2 separate regions of the Homo sapiens genome follow, and region 2 is linked to region 1. A link is a loop called in an ENCODE intact Hi-C map of the cell type or tissue named here. Cell type or tissue: chondrocyte. All regions are shown on one strand. Links, peaks and the distances in the headings refer to the core of each region. The heading gives the core; the rest is flanking DNA.

Region 1 (5,953 bases), core at 2,076-4,575:
CCTTCGAGCAAGAATTTTAGTGGGAAAATGTTGGCAACTATCATCTCATATTTCAGATACAGAAAACAAGTCACAGAGAAGCTATAACTTATTTAGTGATAAAGATTCTATGTTAGGCACACATATCTCAAACTGCGTCTCCTGGGTCAAAAATGATCAACCAATAGTTTTGATTTTAAAAAATTATTTAATACCTAAATAACACTGAACATCAAAATAAAAGTAAACTTACTGGGGTCCTGCCACCCCAACTAATCATACTGCTTTCATCCCCCTCTGTATCCTTTGTCCATATTCACATAAAGCGGTAACCAGAGCCCACAGCAACATAATGTTATGGGCAACAGCCTGGCTCTGGAGCCAGGCCACTTGTGCTTATATCCAATTCCACCATTGACTAGCTGGGCCTTAGTTCCCTTGTCTGTTAAATGGGAACATTAGCAGTACCTACCTCATGGTGCTTTCATGGGGGAATCAATGAGATGTCCATGTTAAGTAGTTAGACAAGTGCCTAGGGTATATCAGCCCTGGGTAAATATTAGCTGCTGCTGTTATTATTTTTAATTTTTGCTTTCTGCTTTTAAAAATGTATCATAAGCAAGTGCAATAGAATTGTAGTTGCTGATAGATCCCAAATCCTTGCTAAGCTGACTGCCCCCTCCTGGGCATTACTAAAGAATTTTAAATATTTTAGACTGACCCCTCTCCAGATTCCTGGGGGTCCCTACACTGCAGAGAGGCAAGCAACATCTTTTGGGCCCTCCTCTTTCAGGGACTTTGCAGAGCACACCTGTGGTGGGCTTCACTGCTATCCTGGCTCTTTTACACTGTAAATTTCAAGGTTTCAGGGAAAAAAAGAAGGGAGTGAATAAGTGAGGCAAGACACAGGGAAGACACGGCATTCCTCAGGGTTTCCAGGGTCTCACTGGGTAGCTGCAACCTTGCAATCAAAGATTATGACATGGCCGGGCATAGTGGCTCATGCCTGTAATCCCAGCACTTTGGGAGACTGAGGCGGGTGGATCACCTGAGGTCAGGAGTTCGAGACCAGCCTGGCCAATATGGTGAAACCCCATCTCTACTAAAAATACAAAAATTAGCCAGGTGTGGTGGTGCATGCCTGTACTCCCAGCTACTCAGGTGGCTGAGATGGAAGAATCACCTGAGCCCAGGAGGTGGAGGTGGCCGTGAGCCAAGATTTTGCCACTGCACCCCAGCCTGGGTGACACAGCGAGACTGCACCTCAAAAAATAATTGTTTTAAAATTATGTTTTAAAATTGCTGATCCTTTTCAGAATGATGGTAATAAAAGGCATTGGTATCTTGGTATTGTATTTCTTTCTGTTTGTTTGAGACCGGGTCTGGCTCATCACCCAGGCTGGAGTGCAGTGATGCAGTCTTGTCTCCCTGAAACCTCCGCCTCACTGCAACCTCCACCTCCCAGGCTCAGGTGGTTCTCCTATCTCAGCCTCCTGAGTAGCTGGGACTACAGGCACACATCACCATGCCCAGCTAATTTTTGTATTTTTAGTAAAGACGGGGTTTCACATGTTCCCCAGGCTGGTCTCAAATTCCCGAGCTCAAGCAATCTGCCCACCTCAGCCTCCCAAAGTGCTGGGATTACAGGTGTTAGCCATCACGCCCAGCCTGCATCTTGGTATTTTAGAAGCTGATTTAGTATCTTTTGTATTTTATACATTTTTGTTAACATTTTGTGTTAGTATAATTTCAAACTTATAGAAAAGTTGCAAGTGTAGCATAACTAACTCCCACCCACCCTTTATCCAGATTCACTAATTATTAACCTTGTGCTCTACTTGCTTATCATTCTCATCCCCATGTATAAATACTGTTATATATACTATTATAGAGGGAGTATACACATACTATGGGTACTACATGGAGGGAACATTCCGCTTTCCTTTTTTTTGAGTCACAGTTTCACTCCTGTTGCCCAGGCTGGAGTGCAACGGTGCAACCTTGGCTCACCACGACCTCCGCCTCCCGGATTCAAGCAATTCTCCTGCCTCAGCCTCCTGAGTAGCTGGGATTACAGGTGCCTGCCACCACGCCCGGCTAATTTTTGTATTTTTAGTAGAGATGAGTTTTCACCGTATTGGCCAGGCTGGTCTCGAACTCCTGACCTCAGGTGATCTGCTTGCCTCGCCCTCCCAAAGTGCTGGGATTACAGGTGTGAGTTACTGCGCCCGGCCCCCACCCTTTACTCTTTTTCAGTGTAGATTTCCTAGGAACATAGTCTTTCTCTTCCATGACCACAGTACAATGATCATAATCAGGGAATGTAACATTGATACAATACTGTTCCCCAACCCACAATCTGTTTTTGTATTTTTAAAGCCTCGCTTAAAAAGCAGGTGTGGGACAAAGATGATAAATGTACATCATAGCCTAATTAGGCCACTTGTTCACCTGGTGACCTCCCCACTGGAGTCATTCTTCAAAGCCCAGCTCTAACAAGGCACCCCTGCAAGCCTGTGCAGGCTGCTGTCCCCACCTGGCAGAAATAATTCTCTGCCAGGTAGCTCTCTGTGTGTGCCCCGGTTATAGCCCTTCATGTTATATAGCAACAATTTACTCTCTGGCTCCGCAGTGGACTATGAGCTTCTCTGGGTTTCCAGGGCCTAGTTGGGTAGCTGACAGATAATTGATGCTTAGGAGATGTTTGTTAAAAAATGGATGGGCAAATAGACAAATGGAAGCCTCTGGTGGGCTGAACTTGATAAAGAGGTATTTTCTTAAAAAATATATATATATATATTCGATGAAAGTTCAGAGATACACAATACAGTGGGTGAAATTATAAGTTCTTCTTAGGAACATCTTAGGGCAAGGAAGACATTGTGTATGGGATCTTGGCTCATGCCTCACTGCCACTCCCTCAAACTTTTGTCTCCTCCCTCTACGCCAAAGCATAGTAACTGCTGAAAGAATACAGTTATGCGCAGGAAGCGTGTATAGACTAGACTCCCTGAAGAGCTGGTGCCTGTGAGCATAAGAAACGCAGCCCGGGATTGCAGCACTTGGCAGCCCTGGGCTTTCCATCATTCCTGCCACGTTCACATGCAGTAACTTTCCGTGCCGGCTCTGAGCTGCTAGTGGGAGGCGGAGCTCCGGGCTGTCCCCCTCTCCCCAGCAGCCATCAGCGCCAGGGTGCCCGGCAACTGTGCCTTGGACTAACCCGAAAAGCCACACATCCCAGACCTGGGAGCACTCCAGCCAAACGAGTTTGTGGCAGAACCTGGTAACTTCCAGAGCCTTTGAACTGGAGTGTGGAGCTTACTGCTTTCCCAAACACTTCTCCTGGAAGATACTGTCACCAGCCAGCCCCTTGGTCCCAGCTGCTGCTCCCTCCCAGGTCCATGCTGGTGCAAGTGTCACAAAACAGACAGTAATTGAGTTCAGCCTTTATTGAGCAGCTACTCTGTGGCAGGTACTACCCTAGATTTGGACATTACCATGTTACTTAATTTTTATTTTCATTTAAAAATACGTACCATTTGCTGCATGCCAGACACTGTTCTAACCACTTAACACATAAGAACTCATTTGATCCTCATGACGGCCTATGAAGTAGGTTCTATTATGATTTCAATTTTTTGGATGTGGAAACTGAAGCACAGAGAGATTAAGTCACTTAAGGGATGAGATGTGGTCCCTGTCCTTATTTGAGCTAATACCATGAGGTCTTTTTCCCTTTCACATTTTCTATGTTATTTTCACTTACTTTCCATTTGATGGTTATCTCAAAAATATTATTCAGATCCATCTGTAAATATGCATTAATACTTACTGTGCACCAGATATCCTGGGACTCCAAAGAAGTCTAAAGTAGATTCCTCACTCTAAAGCAACAGAGTTTGGTTAGGGTAACGAAGCATCTATACTTTAGCTACAAAAGGAGATAGTGAGAGATGCTGACCGTGGGACCTTCAGGAGTTGAAGGGACAGGAAGAATCTTAGGGGCAGGAATGACTGGGGAAGACGTCAGAGAAGGTGGATGGAGCTCTTGGAAACCTGAATAAATGAACAGAGAGAATCAGCCTAGTGAACTACGGCTGTCTGTCCATTGAGGCCTGCAAAAGCAGGCAAAGATGCGGTACACCTTCTGCAGAAAGTGCCTCAAACAATGCCTGTGGTTCTGGATCTTAAAAGCATAAAGCCCTGAAATCTTGAGTGGTTTGGTGGACCTCACAGCTCCTGAGCCACAGTGAAGTGGTCAAGATGGATGATCCTTGTGTGATAATACATTATGACTCATTATGATAAAGTGGCAATACAGAAAATGTGGGGACCAACTTGTAGGCAGAACTCCCGCTTGTATGCAGACAGATTTCAATGCTATGAGATGAGGGGAAGGAGGGAAGCAGCTAATGTGTTTAGTGTTACAGGATTACTACTAAATTTCTCAGTTGACTTATATGTTATGATATTCTTATGCAATAAAATTTTAAAAGATTTTAGGAAACAAAGCAAAACAAAATTTCCTCAGCCCTGATGATTATGAACTGACGTAAAAGGCATCATCATGATACATCATCTGTGACTATGGGTTGCCATATTTGTAGCCCCAAGATAGTTTGTCCCCAAATTGTTCAAATGCAGCTGAGGTGGCTGCTGACAGTGCATAAAACTAAATTCAATCCTCAATAATAGGAGGAGTCACAACTTGTCTTTGTCTCCAAAGAAAGATGATCCATTGAAGAATGTGTGTCAATTTTTGTAGTCATTTCGTTACCACGATCATGCTTTAACTCGAAGAAAGCACCACTGAATCCTGGAGTGCACTTTACATTATGAAACATTACAGTAAGCAGTTGATGTCCAACATGATTGCAATTAGAGCTTAGTGAAGCACAAGAAGGGACAATCCATGTAGGATGCATTAGTGTAACTGTGTTTGCCAGGAACAAGTTTTAACCTTTTGTACAGCTGTTGAGGGAAAGGTGCCAGTATTCCCTGTGAGAATACCTGTCAAGTTTGCATTTGAACAGGGAACACCTAGTTTATGTTTGTGAAGACCACTCCCTTTTTATGCTGAGCACCTTTGGGCATGTGTCAGCAAGGAGGTGTTAAGGCAGATGGGAAAAACAAATGCATGAGCTTCAAACCCAGCAGATTAGCAAGATTTGGAGAAATGGCAAGGCAGGAAAAGTTACAAAGAAATCACCTATTCCCATAACATAGAAATGTTGGAAAGTGACATTTGGAGAGTGAGAAGGGGATTATCTTTAAGAGGTAAAACTCAAAAGAAGGATGACTTTCTCCTATCCTGAAATGAGAAAATACATTCATTTTTCTTTTTGTCATCAAAGTATAAAGAACATGTTACCTATGTATCCTGCCTCTTATAAAGCTCCTGGAGAATAAATACTTTTTTTTTAAGTTGTGTTCACATATTTTATAGTGAGTTGAAATTTGGTAGGGGCAACTATAACATAAAGTAGGTATCCTGCCTCCTAATATTTTAATCCAGTCATCCAACATTTGACACATTTTTGGGGCACTGCTGTGTGCCAGGTGCCTGGGGTGCAATACTGAACACAAAGGACGGGCTTCAAGATGTGCGTGTATGGGATCTGTGTCACCACCTGCTACATGTATCTGTAGGGGCTGTGTGGGTAGGCAGGGGTCAGAGCAGAGAGCAATGTAGCAGAGGTTGCCCTTGGCCTTGGCCAAAGTTGATTGAGTCTTGAATGCTGGTACCCAAGCATTACTCCATCACTGTTTCTGAGGATGGTGTTACTGTCAGATTCTTAGAGTCCCCAGTCACCTCTGCCCCACCTCCAGCAACACAGGAGAAGAAAACCAGCCAAGCTAAGTGTTACTGGCCAAGAAAAGAAAGATATGGATAACTATTAAAAGAACATCTGTTTAACACCTTATCTGTGGCCTGTAGTAGTCTATTCCTAACTGATAATTAAAAATTGCCCTC
Region 2 (5,953 bases), core at 2,281-4,780, 54 kb before region 1:
ACTAGTTCACAAATTAGGCCGTTTCGTACTCATGTCTGTGGAGCAGAGATGCTGACTGGGAATAGAGGCGCTGTCGCTCGACCACGGGCATGGCCTGCGAGGGCCCTGATAAATGGCATCGGTAGTTTGATGTGGAAACGTGTGCTGGATTTATGCTCTGTATTCATCCCACTTCTCAGGTTCAACTGCTTTCATCAATTGCCTTCATTTGAACTACACCATAAGTTACAAACTCACGTCAATGTAAGGTGTTGTGATTTGCAATCTGAGCAATGATGTTTGACTGTGCCTTGAACCTCAGGATGAAACAAGACATCATTGATGCAGGCAGTCAACTTTCACTGTAATTGACCAGCATATTATTTAGGCTTTGAATTAATGGTGTCATTAGAATTTGATGACTATTTTAGACCACGGATACGTGCTACCTATGAGATATGTTTGGGCATTCTTCTAAGGCAAGCAGTGGAGATATTTATGGCACAATACAGGGACAACAAGGATGTATCCCCCAATTTTTCCTAATTACACTTTAAATTTTTTTATTTCATGTGAAACGTTTGGGGGAAAACATCTGTATTACATCAAAGTAGTTTATCTTGTGCCTCAGTTGATTCTTGAAATCTGCTCTTGGGTTTGTCTGTCTGTCTATCTGTATTTGTAGAAAACAAAAATGAAAAAAAAAAAAAAGAAAAAACCAAAAAACGTCAAATTGGATGAGAAGTTGCCTGACTCTGAGGGCCCTGTCCTGCAGTCTCTCCACGTGGCTCTCTCATGGCCTTCAATGGAATGTTTGCTTGAGGAACAATGAAAAGGTCAGGCCCGTACTAGACACATGATCCGGATGGCACCTCCATCTCTCAATGCACAGTTCCAGTTGGCTGTCCCTCCATCAGGGTAGTCTGTGACCCTTAGCTTTTTGGGGGTTGTTTTGTCGTTGTTGTTGTTCTTGTTCTTGCTGTTGTCGGTGCATAATTGAGCTCATGATGACTGAGAGATTGACAGTGCAGGAGACTGAAGTCCTCTGTATATCCGCAGGGCAGGCATGGTACAGAGCGCTTCCTTGCACAGCCTTGCCCATGAGCTCGTCCCTGGCCCGGAGGGACCCACTCTAGAGGTGGTAAGTAATTCAGTCTTTCTGCTAGCTCAGTCCTGGGCCTCTCCCCAACAGGGGCTGATGATTGTGCCTACTGTTTATGGTGGTTTGGGGTATGGACTCCTGGCCACCTGGCAATGTACAGAAAGCTACTGACTGTTTGCATTATGACTTGGCTCTTAGATAAGTGAACAAAACCACTACTTCAGCTCCACTGGACATGAAGAGTACATCCCAACTAATAAGATAACATAGACAGAAATCTAGATGTTACCTAGTATACAGACAGTCCATATAAAGAGAGACATTCGAGGAACTGTCATCCCTGAGAATAATTTTCTTGGGCTATTGCAGAAACAATAACCTGTGGTTGAGTTTAAATTCATGGAGGGACTTAGATGACAGCATGAGAGTGGTGGCTAGAGAGGAAAAATTGGTGTTCTAAAAACAGACACTTGAACCAGGTGGGTCTTTCCACAAAGGCTTAAAGAATTTCATCAGCTATACTGGCTTTAATGCAAAATCAAGATATAGCCACACAGGGTGGACTTTGAGTGCCTTTCTAACTGTGAAAATCAGCAAGAAAATTCTTAGGCATTAAGCTTGAAGTCAATGTAGAAAGACTTAAAGCTCCTTTTATATAATGGACAGAAAGATTTGGATCAGAAATGATATTGTTTTGGTTGATGTTTACTTTCATGATTGGGGGAGAGGGCCCAGAATAAAAAATGGCCGAATGACAAAATTGGAAAGAATAGCACCTGAAAACACAGTTGACACAAAACTTTACATATGCCAAGGAGAAATTGAATTGTCCAAGTTACATGTTAGTGGAAGTCCTCCATGCCACTTGAACATGGAGATTGTTTTTGTCACCCAGCTCAGCAGACAGCCCATCGTATTTCTGATCTTAGCATCTCCACAGGGCCCACAGCTTGTGAGGAGAAAGACAATCAGTCAGTTTTTTCTCTAATAACAGTCACCCAAATTACTTCTTCTTTAGCATTTGTTGGATTTTTCTTGAAAACTGAACTGTCCTAACTTGCCTATACGTTTTTTTTTAAGATGTTAAATTCCAGCTCCTCTTAAATCATCTTGACATCTGTTCTTCAAAAAGTTTCACTATCAGTGAAGTGTATGAATTCATTTTTGTACCGTCTCAAAACTTCCATTTTTAGCCAGGGTTCTGGAAACCTTAGTCAAGACTTGACTACATAATCATCGACAGCTGAAGTCACCCGACATTAGCAATTTCAATCTTGGTTTCCTAACTGCCCTCACGGAGAGATTGTTCAACTTACAAATTAATATGTACAGCTGCAGAATATATTATCAGACCAGAGTGTCAGCTCACAGGTACACAAGACAGAGGTGCACATACTGCAAAATGAGCCTGAATAGTTGTGACACCAGATAGTATTTTAGTCCACCTTGTTATCTGGAAAGCACAGGTATTGTTTCTTTTAAAAAAAATAAATGTTTTGGGTGACTTGAGGCAGAAATTCCCATGAAGGGAAATTTGACTGTTAAGCTTCAGAGGAGCCCATGGACATAGTCTTTGGAGAACTCAGTTTCTCCTAAGCTTCTGAGAAGGGTACCTTAAGTGTTTGTTTTCTGTTTAGTTGGCCAGTGGGAGAAGACAAGCTTTGGAATTTCTAGTGTTTCTCGTGCCCAAATTGTTCAAGGAATTCTTATATTTGTGATGTTCTTCAATTGTTGATAGGAAATGTTGCTGTTGGTTTTTGGTGTGCAAACATAAAAGAGAGTTTTTAATATTAGATCAATTTTACACTGTGGTGTGGAATTGCAATTTAATTTTCCTGGGGATTATATAGCACATGTATTTGGTTGGACCCCTTCAAGATTGCTTTGCTTTGGTGTTTCACAAGTTTGTTCTGGTCTCTTTCCTGCTGAAATAGCCACCATGCAGATAAGTATCATTTTCGGAATCAGCTGCTGTGTTGGTTTTTATTATTTGCCAAGGACAACGAGTCATTCACTCCTGAATTCTTAGTCTAATTCTTCTTGGATAGTTCTGCATTTGCTACAACGTTACAAGAGGATAAATATGGAGGTGAAAAGATGCAACAAATCATCCTAGCTCTTTCCAGCTACTGGAAAGTTTAGCATCATGGAGTCCTAACCTCAGAGGACATATATCAGACAGCCACCACAACACAGACCCAAAAGATATCTGGTAGGCCCCTGAACCGTTTCCAGAGGCATCAGACCATTGCTGCTTCCTTCTGTTCTCATCCTTGTTTACAGTCCTTGTACCTCTTGTCCTAGCCTGCCCTGCCTGCTTTCTCCCACACTGAGGGACAGATACAGGCTTCTGAAAGGTGCAGGTTACTCAGTGGAAGCAGTCAGGAAAATGTGTCAGTTTACTCCCAACTTGAGTTGTTAATTTTCCCCAATAAAAACCCAAACAAGATACGCCTCTGAATCTTCGGAAATATTTTCAGTTAACGTGAATAGCCATTAAAAGGTAATCTAGTACATTTTCAAATGTTTGATTGTAGCAGGCTAATACCTACAATATAAAATTAAAGCACTGTGTTATTTATAAAAAGATTTAGTTCTCAATAGTAAAATATTTTAGCACAAATCAAAATATTTCTTTGAGAACTAATCTTTTGCATCCATTTTAAAAAGTGTTTATTGCAATCATTTAAAATGGAATAGGTTAATGTATTCACTTTTCACCCCAGAGACTTGGCTTTGAATTTGACTTAGAGAAAATTAGTTTTGAGGCCTCAACCTCCTCTCCATAGGCATTCATTGATATCACAAAATGAACCCAACAAGTTGTCACAATTGTTGCCATTTACTCAGGAGATCCAAAAACTAGAATAACCTTATTTTCTCATTTTTTTTCCTATCCTTGAGGCCATACTTTTTTATTGTAGACTCTTAGCAACCCCAAACTTGGGGCTCACCCACATTGTTTTCACAGTCCAGGAAAACTCAGGAACCATTCTTGGCAAAGCTAATGGAAGGTGCTTTGGTGATATAGTTAGTAGGTTTCCGTGGCAACCCATGTGACTCACAGTGACTCACGGCAGTTATAATTTCTGTTGCTGGCAGGGTGTTCCATTAGGACAGATGTGAGAAGAAGCCACGCTGAAGTTCTTTTAGTAGGCCTTCATCCAGATCCTGTCTGCCCATTGACAAATAGTCAGGAAAAGGGATAACCTAGTACTCACAAAGTAACTGGAAGATTCATTGCTTAGCTTACCAAGGCTACCAGCTATCTCAGACAGCAAGCTTGTTGGCAGTGGGTCATGACTAAAATACAGGTGCTGGCCTCTTAAGGGCTAATTAAGGGACAACTATTCATTGAGGACCTACTCTGCGCTGATAGGCTTTTTACCTTCCAGGCGTTTACAGACTAGTTGTAAGTAAAGACTAGAGGGAGACAAGATAGGGGATAGGGTGGGATAGAAGTGCATAATCACATAAAACAATCTGAAAACACAAATGCCAGGTGTACCAGTTCCATAAGTCGCTCATAACTGGAAAACAAACTAAGCTGGAAGTATGGGAGAGGAAAAGAAAACTAGAGAAAACATCGAGGATTCTCATATTGTGATCCAAGCATAAAATAGCAATAAAGCAAAAGGCAAAAATTTAACCCTGGGTGCTAAAACCTATCCCCGCTGCTCATCTCCACCCATTCTTACAGAGTAACATCTATTTAGTTTCTTCAAATCAGCCAGTCTGAGAAAGTAAAAATCCCTCTGTACTGTCTGGAAGCGTTTGCCTTGTTTAGAGTCAGCCTGCTCAGCTACAGCCAAGCCCTCCTAAGCTTAACAGGATTTCTCTGTCTCATCATATTAAAAATAAATGGATTGCACTTGGCCCTGCCAGTCAGTTCTTCCAAAGTAGAAGATTTGCATAGTCTTAAAGCCCACAGTTCATGGCGAGGACCTGTGAACTCCATAGAAAAACTGAATAGTTACCTGAGCATTTCCATCCCAACATCCAGTTGATTCAAGTTTGCCCAGTTAGTAGACTTGAGGTTCATGAATTGCATTTGGACAAAAAGTATTTGTATTCCCACTTCATAACATACGTTCCAAAGGGTGTGTTGAGATGGTGATTGGCTCTTTAAAATCCATAATCACTACCAGGGAGAAAACAAACATGCCTAGCCTACGAGGGATTGGTGTGGACTTGATAGACTTATTACATACTTGATAAATGCTTAGTTAGACATGATTAGATTGATTTTTTAAAAAGCGCTAGATGTCTATGACATAAGTTTGCAATATGCTTAGTTTCATATTGACAGTAATAATGGCAGAAGTAATAGCAGTAGTACCATTACTTGTAGTAGCAGCAGCAGCAATAGCAGGAACACCACCTACCAAGCAATCTGAATATTCGAAGCATTGTGTTTAATGCTTTACGTGCATTATTTCATTTAATCTGCTCATCAGCTTTAGGAGCTTTGTACTGCTTGCACCCGCATTTTAAATAAGAAAATGTACATGAGAGACAAGTAGCTTAGAGAAGTGAAAAACCTCGTTAGCTCACCCAGCTGGGCAAAGCCTGGAGTCAAAACAGAGTAGATTGCCCCCTTGTGCACACATAAGAGCCACACCGTTATCTCCAGTATCAACATTAACTAATACTTGTGGGGCACTGAGTGCTAGGCACTTCTCTAAGCACTTTCTAAGTGTTCATTTATTTATCTTTACTGCAACTTTGTGAGGTAGGTGTTGCTACTATCCCCACTTTACAGATGAAAACCGAGGTCCAGGGTCCTACAACTAGCTAGTATGTGGTGGAGCCAGGATGTAAAGGCAATCCCCAGTTTAAATGCTTTTAAAATGAAGAGCTTCATTTTTCAGA

What was found. Peaks named below come from ENCODE experiments on the same cell type or tissue, not always from the same donor. Only the 100,000 strongest peaks of a DNase experiment are listed, where the experiment ranks them.
Region 2: a loop joins it to region 1, with 4 times the contacts of the local background. A loop is called at or near these places in 4 of 110 quality-filtered maps.

The regions. Positions count from the first base shown.
Region 1 is chr15:60,618,026-60,623,978 of GRCh38, reverse strand. All of the region lies in intron 2 of RORA (RAR related orphan receptor A), which reads left to right. All of the region lies in intron 5 of RORA-AS1 (RORA antisense RNA 1), which reads right to left. Among named protein-coding and RNA genes, the nearest start is that of RORA-AS2, 61 kb to the left of the region's middle. RefSeq lists an enhancer at 3,178-3,678. In chondrocyte, for the core only: no CTCF peak of the experiment used is centred there; a DNase peak (open chromatin) is centred at 3,147.
Region 2 is chr15:60,672,318-60,678,270 of GRCh38, reverse strand. The region is part of intron 2 of RORA (RAR related orphan receptor A); the gene reads left to right. Among named protein-coding and RNA genes, the nearest start is that of RORA-AS2, 6.3 kb to the left of the region's middle. In chondrocyte, for the core only: no CTCF peak of the experiment used is centred there; no DNase peak of the experiment used is centred there.